Linked DNA regions of Mus musculus: region 1 is linked to region 2. The links are chromatin contacts, found by Hi-C or POLR2A ChIA-PET in ENCODE. All regions are on one chromosome and are shown on one strand. Each heading gives the region's core, a stretch centred on a gene start or an enhancer-like site at or near the end of the contact. The rest is flanking DNA. Distances are from core to core; before and after follow the strand shown.

What was found. Hi-C counts contacts between places; a loop is a spot of excess contacts on that map. ChIA-PET counts read pairs that join two places held with the same protein, here RNA polymerase II (POLR2A).
Region 1: a map of left cerebral cortex shows a loop between it and region 2 (3-fold over the local background). The contact joins the enhancer-like site here to the promoter of Cited2 in region 2. A Hi-C loop is called at or near these places in 4 of 37 maps with a recorded cell type or tissue (Patski, T-helper 2 cell, adrenal gland and 1 more). POLR2A ChIA-PET finds 5 or more read pairs at or near these places in 1 of 5 experiments (Patski).

What each region holds. Positions count from the first base shown.
Region 1 is chr10:17,011,125-17,016,391 of GRCm38, reverse strand. All of the region lies in intron 1 of Gm20125 (predicted gene, 20125), which reads left to right. Among named protein-coding and RNA genes, the nearest start is that of Gm20125, 82 kb to the left of the region's middle. Within about 2 kb of position 1,319, at least 1 of the 3 ENCODE cell types and tissues checked has a DNase peak (open chromatin) inside an H3K27ac peak, as active enhancers do; it is left cerebral cortex, where a contact is called at or near this core.
Region 2 is chr10:17,719,319-17,724,535 of GRCm38, reverse strand. Cited2 (Cbp/p300-interacting transactivator, with Glu/Asp-rich carboxy-terminal domain, 2) reads right to left here and starts at 1,308. Exons shown (of 2, transcript NM_010828.3): 1 at 1,077-1,308; 2 at 1-598. The coding sequence starts at 590.

The DNA.
Region 1 (5,267 bases), core at 70-2,569, 710 kb after region 2:
GTGTGTTATAGCAAGGAATCTCAAAACCTCTGATTCACACCGTCTGCTCTTGGGGGAAGCAGAAGCACTGATGGGGGAGAAGATAGTAAGCATAAAAGCTTTGGAAAATGGTTTGAGTACAATCTGTAAAGGCTGAACCCTAATAACTTACATCTGCAAGCTGAGCCCCAGCTCCTAACGTCCCACAGCTATCCAAATATTCTGACAAGCTGGACTGAACAGTCACAACATAGCCTGTGAGAGCTATTTCATATGTAAAGTATGGAACAACAAACAGCAGCAACAGCAACAACATACGCAAACCTCTGTCTTTCAAAAAATGTCACTTTTACAATGCATGGGAATTTTGCTTTTCAGTATATCTTGAGGGGATTGGCATATAACTTATCATATGACAAGATATTTATGTTCTTGTGCAATTATTTCTATTTAGTTGTCTTCATTATCCATTCATGATTGGAGAATGGGAGTTTTGAGTATTCAATTTCTTCTATGCAGCATGCACTTCACACATATTTCTTAAATTAATTTCAAAAGATTTATAAATAGAAAGTATTATTCCAGTATTACTAGGAATGAATTTGAAGTTTAAAGACAGGATTTTTTTTTTCAAGATTTACTTGCCCTGGTCTGGAGATGTGTCACAGAAGTAGAGTTGTTACCTGGTTATCTGGCATATGCAAGCCTAGTTTGAGCCCTAGTACTGGCCTCCAAACTGAAAATTTACTTGTTCTCTAGGTCTTAGCTCTCATCCTTCCACATTAAGGAGGCCATCTTGAGAATTCAGACAAGAATTGGAATTCTACTATTTCTTTATTCAATCATCTGATTAGTGTTCAGATTTTGATTTAGACTATAAACTTCATAAGATTGGGCCCAGGTAGTTGCATCCCTGGGCACAAAGGCATGTGATAATATTGGTGTAATACATGTTGTAACAAGTCACATTCATCATTGATTAACGATTGCTATGAAAAATTCCCATCCAAAGCCTATTCCTACTGCACTCCTTGTTATTGACAAATATTCATTAGTCTCTTACCTTCCATTCAAGATATTAATATGAATAAGACCCATCCTTGCCCTCAGGGAGTTCCAAGTTTAGTGGAGGAAGAAAGAGACAAGTAGGAAGAAGACAGAAAGACTGATCTCCCGAGGACAGGGGTGGCTAGAGATTGTATTTGCATCACATCAAAAGCCAGCAAGGCAAGATGGAATCACTGGCAGACTTAAAAACAGACCCATTGGGGACACAGCCATATAGCTAGAAACTGGGACAAAGGAACAAATCGTTGGCAGAAGAGGCATCATCTTTGGGATAGCTTTGCTGCATTATACAAGCCTTTTCTCATAGAACTCCTGTGTGAGCCACATCCTCTCCTCATACTCGGTATGAGTACATCCCACACACTTCTGACTCAGCTCATATAAAGCAGCTTTTTTCTAGTGTCTAGAATTTTGCAAGTATAGAAAGGCTCTCTTCGGGGGTCATAAGTTCCTAATCCTTTAGTGATATTCAACTGTCATATGTAAATGTCTGTTTCAAGACTTTCAAGTCCTGTTTTGATGCTGTGACACACATAGGAAAGGAGGATATCTTAATGATACACTGAAGTAACTGCCAGGAGTCTTCTGTCTCAGGCATGACTTGTCCATAGCCTCCATCGTCACTAAATGCCTTTTCGTGTGTCATGTCTTTTAGTGTGCACCTGTGTGTGTAGGGTTGCTGTCATCTATGTTAGAGTATGTGTAAGCCAAAGGTTGGCATGAGAATGCCCTCTTCAGTCATACTTCACTTATTCATTTATTTGAAACAGTGTCTCTCATTGAACCTGGATTTTTTTTTTTTTTTTTTTTTTTTTTTTTTTTTGCTAGACTGAGTACTAGTGAGTCCCTACAATGTTTCTGTCTCTATGCTTTCAGTACAAAGGCTAAAGATGTGTACTGCTGTGCTTTGTTTTTTACACTGGATTCAGGGGATTTGAACTCACATTCTCATGCCTAAGAATACAATTTACCACTCAGTAATCTCCCTAACCTGACTTCCCTAATGCTTTGATGATGTATGCAAAACATTCTAGAATGAAGAATTAGATCTTTCTGTAGTATTATCTATGAGAGGAGAGTAACATATATCCTTTAATCCTTTAAAGACAAGATTCAAAGCACATCTCTTAAAAACTTTTTATTGTACTTATTGGTGTGTGTGTGTGTGTGTGTGTGTGTGTGTGTGTGTGTGTACTCCAGGACATTCTTCTCCCAGATGAGTTCTTTGTATCAAACACAGGCCATCAATCCCCAAACACTCCTACCTATGTAACATTGCATGGATCAGAGGATGAGTCATTTTAATACTTTAATCTTTGGCATCATGTCAGAGATACACCCAATTTCTCTGTAAAAATAGTTTCTAGGTACAGATATTATTCTACTTGTTTCTTTCTTTCTGTTAATTGTGTATTAAAAAACTAGCCATTTATTATCACCTCTTCCACACCCTGCAGTTGTGAGTTGGATTGGGCACTTAATGTTGCTCAGAACTCTGGTCCTGATGCACAGGGCAAGGTCTGAACCTATTGTGTGAATTCTATGGCTCATGGCTTTATAACTCTTAGGACTCTGTAACCAATCAGATCATTTCAAACAGAAATGGCTACATAGATCCCTGTAAATCCTAGAAGTCCAAAGAGAATAAATGACTAATTTGTACAGAGTTAGGTGTGGAAGATTTTGTGGAAGAAGCCCTAGATGTCCTGAAATATGTGTGTGAGACACTAAATGGTATGGACGGAAAGTTGGGTGTATTTGAGAAGCACCTGCTAGTAACAATATATATATATACACACACATATATAAACAAATATATATATACACATATATATACATATATATATACATACACACACACACACACACACACACACACATATATATATATATATATATATATACACACACACACACATATATATATCATACTAAAGGCTTTGGAAGTGTAAATAATACCCTTTTGCTTCTCACCCTCCTTGTTGGTTGTTTATTGCTTCTTAGGAACAACTATGTCATGTTTGGATGTGGTTTGGGTTGACAGATATTATTCTACTTGTTTTGAGGTGCTACTGGCAGCTATGGAGTAGAGGTCTGGTAGTCTATTAAAGGTTCTTCCAGGCACAGAACAATCCATAACAACAAACACTTAAACTTTCATGTCCTCAGTGACAAGATTTAAAGACATTAGACGGTAGAAATATATGGGGATATCACAGAAAATAAAGCTACAAATTAGTAAAGCTGTTTTATACATATTAATATTAGGCACTTAATTAAGCCAAAGAAAGCTAATGATATTTTTATGCAGAGATGTGACAGAAGCAGAATAGGGCCCTTAGAAGCTTAAGCTAGTACCTGAATAAAGGCCTTCTGAAACAGGATTAGAAAGGGCTGTTTGGAAACCACATTAAAGGTTTAGATAAGATAATGAGGTCTTACACAGATTTATGCTTCTTCAGTATTACCAAGCTCAGAGACTGGCAACAACAGGAGGCATTTGTTTTTGTCTTGAAAGTTTGAAGGTTAAATTCTTCTGTCTCTTTGATTCAGCTCACATGCATCTTGGAGGAAAATACCACAAGTCTTGACTTTTTGTCCATAAATGCTTGGAATGCCCCTGAGGTTTCTTCAGCATTTCATATCACTTGTTTTCGTCAGTGAGTGGAGCCTTTAAAAACATGACTCGCAATGACTAACTACTCTGTAGCCTCAGTAAAGGAATTTCTTATTGCACCATATTTGGGAGTAGGATGAGTAGAGGGAGGGAGAGGGAGGGAGAGGGAGCCGCCAGAGAGGGGGAGGAGAAAGGAGAGGGGCAGAGAGAAAAACATCAAATCACAACAGTTTCTGAATTTCTCTTGTTTCTTTGTTTTTGGAATACTTGCATGATGAAGATATGTGAAAAATGGATCAATGGAATCTCTAAGTTGGAAGGTTATCTAGTCTGGACTCCTCCCATATGCTCTGATTAGTGTGCAAAATCAAAATATTAAATGGAATGGCTGATGACTTTTGTCTTAAAGATCTCTAGTGTTTGGACAGATGCCTGCTTAGTCAGTCTGGGCTCACTCGTGCAATGGGTTCTAATATTTGAAGACACTGGCCATTTGACAAAAGCATACTTCAAAGGTCCTTGCTAACTTCATAAAGGTATAGCAAATGTGCCATAAATAAACACCAGTGTGCAAGGTAACAAGACCATTTAGTTTTTGTTTCAATATTTACTGGGAATTTCTGAGACCTCAGTAGGGGAAAAACCCTACTTGGCTGTGTTTCAGACCTGGCTTCCTCTAGCCTGTGAAGAGCCAATTACTATGGTAAACAGAGTCATTTTGTACATCAGCAGCTCTCCTGTCATCACCCTGATGCCAGCCTTGGGAATACAGACCTTTGTGTAGCATAGCATGTTCTAGTCCTCAGTGGTCAAGCCAGGCTCAGCTCTTTCACAACGCAGACATGGAGAGAAAGGCTGAGCTCTGTAGAAACTTTTGGGATTTAGGACTTTAAGGCAAATTTAGTTCATTTAACTAAATCTAACATGCTTTCTAGGTAACATGTATTCTAAATTACCCATGCAAGTTCATCATGAAGTCAAGAGCATGTAAGATCTTTGCCTGTTCTGGAAGGAACACTAGACATAGAAGCTTTAACACTCTAAAGAGATTAGATGCCTGCTCAAACCAATGCAATTCTCAATAAATGGAGTTCAAGAGAAGGAATTGCTCTGGAGCGATGGAAGGAATGGAGGAGTGGAAATACATGTTACTAGGAGACAGATACTTTCTTCCTTTCTCTTTAAACACAAAGGATGTATTCCATAGGAAACCCCACTATGCAAAACCAGCAATTTCTGCCACCATGTCTTATAAAGACAACAGAATATAAAATAAAGACAGCAACATAACCAAAGATATTTTACAGAAAAAAAAGTAGAAAACTTCTCAAAACTAATGTATTCAAATTCCAGGAGTGGGCTACACAGACTGTTGACAGTATCTAGTTCTGGTTTCTTTTTAAAAATGAATCATTGGATGACATTACAATGTTTGTTCAAGTTCACTGGAGCTACTGTTGAAGGCAGACTATGGGACTGGAGAGGTGGAAGTAGGATAGTTCAGTGGTAGAAGTCTGGCGAGTATGCCCAGGCCTGGTTTTGATTCCAAGATATAGAAAGGAAAACACACGCACACACACACACACACACACACACACACACA
Region 2 (5,217 bases), core at 59-2,558:
CCACCGCCGCTGCCGCCCGCGCTGCTGCCACCCGCGCCGCCCGAGGTGCCGCCGGAGCCGCCGGGGGTGCCGCTGCCACCCGCACCGCCAGGGGTGCTGCTGCCTCCGCTGTGCTTGGGGTTGCAATCTCGGAAGTGCTGGTTTGTCCCGTTCATCTGGTGGCCTGCAGTGGGGTGCAAATCCGGCATGTAGTGGTTGTGGGGGTAGGGGTGATGGTTGAAATACTGGTTGTTGAGCTTCTGCAGCTGCATGCTGGCCGGCAGGGAGCCTCCCTGGCTGGCCACCGGGGGACCCATGAACTGGGAGTTGTTAAACCTGGCGGCCGGGGCCAGAGCGCTCGGGGGGTGCCCCCCGTTCACAGTCCCCGGCCCCATGGCGTGCCTGATGCCGCTCGTGGCATTCATGTTGCCCGCGCCGTAGTGTATGTGCTCGCCCATGAGGGCGTTGAAGGCGTGCTGGGGCTGCTGCTGCTGGTGATGATGCGGGCTCGGGAACTGCCCCATGCCCATGCGGTGGGCAGGGTGGTGGTGCAGCCCGTTGGTGCCGTCGGGGAAGCGCCCGTGGTTCATGGCCATCATATGGTCTGCCATTTCCAGTCCTGAAAGCGAAACGAGCAGACGCTGAGACCCGCGCCACACGTGTCGCCCACCAGAGCGCACCCCACTTCTGTAGCCCCCCGTACCCGCGAGCACGTCTCAAGCTGCAGACCACCACCCCCGAGAGAGCCCACCAGCAGCCCGTGCACCCGAGCTCGCTACCTCGGCGGACCTGCTGCCTGCCGGACCCGCACAGCCTGGCGCTGAGCGACCTGCCCCTTCCCCTAGGATCCGGGAAAGTGTGGCGGGGGGAGGGGGACCGGAGCCCACACCCCCCTGGGTTCCCTGAAGTGGCCTAATAAAGGAAGTGCCCCGGAGCCGGGCCGCGAACTTCAGGCATTCAATCAGCCCTCCTCACCCTGTGGTTGCACATCCTGTTGTTATTCCCCAGCTCCGCCTCACGCTTGTCCCCGGAGCCAGCCCTGCCCTCGGAGGACTAGGCTGGCAGCAGCCCTGGCTAGCTTCGCCCGCCGCGCTCACCTTCCGTCTTTGCGATTTCTGCTCGGAACACCGAAGGCGGGCTCGTCGAGTCCAGGACCGGCTCAGCAGCACATAGAGGGACAGCCGATGGGCTGTGAGGCGCTCGCCGGTGCGAGGTTGGCGCCGAGGTCTTGCAGCAGCCGCTGGAGCAAATTCCGAGCCGTTCCCTTTTCTTTTCCTCCGCTGCCCTAGCCGCTCCGCAAGACCGCCAGGCAGCTGCCAACAATGAGCTGTGTTTCTCCGGGCTTTGGCCACTGTTAATATAAGGATCTCAGGAAGGGCGGAGCGACAGCCTCCCCGGCGGCAAGCGCAAACACACGGATCCCGGAACATCAGCACCCTGGATCGGGTCCTCTGCCGCGTCCGCGAGTCCGCGCTGCACGTGCGCAGCGGCTGCGCGCCCCGGCGCCGCCCAGCAGGTCTCCGGACCGAAGTGGCTTTCTGGCTCCCAAAGGCGAGGTTGTGCCTGCCACCTCAGGGACACGGAGCTAGTCCTCCCGGCCACCCAGTGCACGGAAGCATCTACAGGAGAGGAGCAAGGAGCACTCCCCACCTCCTTCTGGCTAGATCTCCCCACCCCCAGCTCGCTCACCCGGCTTACCTAGTGATCTGCCCTGCCCTCTACAGGAAAAAGGGGTTCGCTCAGCCTCCCTGCCCTGCAGAGTTTTCTTAGGTGCCAAACTCTTCCCAACCTACGAAGAATGGCTATGCTTTCCCGAGTTAGATTTTTAAAGCCCTGGGCCGATCGTGTCCTGTCCTCTGAGCGCGCTTTCCTGAGCCGCGCCTTTGTGTTTGTGTTTGTGGTTTTGTTTTTTTTTATATACAGGCAGCACGTACACCTAACTGAGGTATTTTTCTTAGTGTGGATGCACCCTTTAACTCCCCACCCCTCACCCCCGCTCCGCACCTCCACTCTTTTCAAGGACAGGGGTTGGGGGCGGGGAGCGGCAGCGGCTGCAGGTGGACCGAGCGCGCTCACAGGCCGGGGCGGCTCCACTCCCGGGGTTCTGGAATCCGCTCCGCACTTTACGGCCTGCTCCACGCTCCGGGAGTACGTGTGCTTCTGCTAAGTTTGCGTTTGCAGCTCTTGGTAGCTTTGGCATCCGAGCTGAGGCGTCCCTGCTCTGTAAACAAACTCAGCGATCCTCGTCCCCAGATCCACCTTTTTGCACATACACAGTTACTTGCTTCTGCTGTTGCCCTTGATCCAGGAGGTGGGGGTGTGTGCAAACTTGCACAGCCTCCCTCCGGGCTCTTGCCTGACGGTTTGGGGTTGATTTAGAAGCAAACGGGTTTGTAATTAAGAAATTCGAGGGCTGAGTAAGGCTGCTGCTGCTGCAAAAGGAAAACAGATAGATAGCTTGGTAATCGCTTTGTAAATAAAGTCGTTTTGGAAGTGGGCACGTAGCAGCACGTCCTGTATGGCACAGTGCGCGCACACACGGCTACTAGTCTTCCTTTTCAGTGAAATTGTTCAGTGGAGCAATAGGCGGTGATAATAATAACCTTGCTTGCAGAACGAAGCACAACGAGCCCGATCGCCCATTTGGCTCATTGACTTGCAAATAAAACCCCTAACACTGGTCTGGGCCACTATCCAGTCCTAGCTCTCTTGCTTTGCGAGTTATTTTTCCTACACCAGGATGAGGCTGTTTGGAGCGTGTATCTCTCTCTTTAAGTGGTGAAATCGAGTTTAGCGCTCCGAATAAGGACTTCTGAGTACGGTTGTTTCTTCATAACTCGATGTCCATGGACGACTTCCTGCTGTAAAGAGCCAGTACCCCTCCCCCATCTCGTTTCTTTTTCACCCTTCTAGCTAACAGTCTCTCTCTCTCTCTCTCTCTCTCTCTCTCTCTCTCTCTCTCTCTCTCTCTCTCTCTCTCCTGTATTTCTTGAGAACTGGAAATTCTGATACATTGCCTGCCCCATTCAGTAATTTTTTTTTTTTTGGCATTACTCCTATGTCTTCCCCAAGTTGGTCCCTTTTCAAGCACCCCAAACAACAAAACCTTCTCTCTTCCTGTCTACCCTTTTTCCAGACTGTCAAGCATTTATAACCCTGTATGCAAATGATTTTGAAACCTCAAGAATGTTTACTTTTTGGAGAAGTGAGCAAGAGATACATGGCTTTCAGTTCTAACAATTCTCTCTTTTGTCCAACTCCTAGTTTGGCCTGTATGTCATGAACATGACGCTGAAAAAACCAAGAGGTTTTGACGGAGATCAGAAGGGACGTTTCCTATCAAAAACCTGCATTCCAAAATCTTGGCCAAGCCAAGATAATTTTTTTGAATAGATTATTTACTTCCCTTTCCTATCGTGCAGTCTTGCGACACAAGGAACAGCTTTCGAACGTCTAATCTAAATTCCTCCTGCAGCCATTAAGGGAAGGTATCCCACTAGTGTGCTCCAATGTTTCTGTAGACTATTGGGCAATCTCTGGAAAGGCCACTTGCCCATCATCCACCAGTAAAAGGGAAAATAAATACTTCTGAGTCCAACTGGATGGGATGCAGAATGCGTTGCTCATTTATTCTCCCAATGCATGTTCTCTGGGTTCCAGGAACTTCTTAGTGCCCTAAGATGTAAAGATGGCAACTCATGCTTAGAAGGAGACCTCAGATAACCAAGTTTGGGTACACCCACCATCCCAGAGTGTATAGGAGGGATACCATACCATGTCTCAGAGGCATCAGGAGGCTTCTCAGCGGGCATAGTAAACTAGTTAAAACCAGAGGATGAGTAAACGTTTGGTTGCATGGATCAAAGAGTTCCGGCAAAGAAGAGAGAAGCAAACTGGATAGATGAGTCCTAAGGGCCAAACTCTTTTTGGGTCCAAACTACAGTTGGGTCCTTAGGCCCCGGTGTTTCCAGGCTGAGAATTTGGATTGGGTCCCAGTGCCACAGAGAAGTGGGTGAAAGCTTCAGAGGTAGTATTGTGGAGCGCAGTGTGGAAAAGGAAGACTTGAAACAGGGAGTCCAGGTTGGGGGTGGTTGTGGTTATAGTTATCCACAAATACAGGAAGTCCCCTGAGGTTTCTCCCAGGAACCTGGGGAGGTGTGGCCAGCGAGCACTAGACAGTTGTAGTAGCTTCCTAGGATTGACATAGTAGAACACCATGCTTAAGCAACAAAAAGTTATTGTCTGATTTATATTAGGGAGCCGGAAGTCCAAATTCAAGAGTTGGCAGGATTGGTCCTGTCTGTCTTGTATCGTCTGGCAGGTTGCTGGCAGCACTTGGTAAATCCATCCCTGCCGTTTCTGTTTCTGCCCTTGTCTTTACATAGCATTTCCCAGCGTGTGTCTCTCTGTGCCACCACTTTATAAGGACGTCACTTGTACTGGATCTATCGTAATGACCTCATTTGGTCTTGATGACCTCTGAATATATCCTATACTCAAATCAGATCACATTTTGAGGCACAGGAGGTTAAGACTATACCTAGGTTTTTAGAAAAGCCAATCCCAACCCATAACAACAGTGAAGAACTAAGAGATCTAAGATCCCAGGTCATGAGGAAGAAACTCTCTAGAGTTCTTTTTCCATACACTCCGATGGCCCTTGTCCTCATTTCTGTGGCTCTGCTCAAATTCCACCCAGAGGTCTTGCTCAGCGTCCCATTCAAAACCCTTTTCGTTGATTACTTCACCCTACTCTTTACTTTTCTCCTTGGTGTTTGTTTCCACCTGATACTTGGCACAGTAAATGGACTTAACTGTTAACTGCCTTTTCCCACTAGGAACGGGGCTCCAGGAAAGCAGAGTATGTTTATATGAGTGTATGAGTAAAAGTATGTTTGTTCGCTGTAGATCTGAATCAAGTCTAACTAGATGTTCGACAATGAATGAATCTGTGAATCAATGAATCGGTGAATAAAGATTGATACACCTTGGAATAACTATCAAGGGAACCAAAATGAAAAGTGAGGGAAGAGTCTTCCAGAGGTTGCTTTTAAGCGAGAAGTAGAAAAATCCAGCAGAGGGCTGGGAGTGGGTGTAGCCTAATTGGTAGAGTGCATGCATAACAGAGACCTTGAGTTCCATCTCTAATACCTTGCAAACTGCATGGGGCATGTGACTAATCGTTACACTTGGGGTGTATTAAGAGTTCAAGGTCATCCTTGGTTACATAGAAAGTTT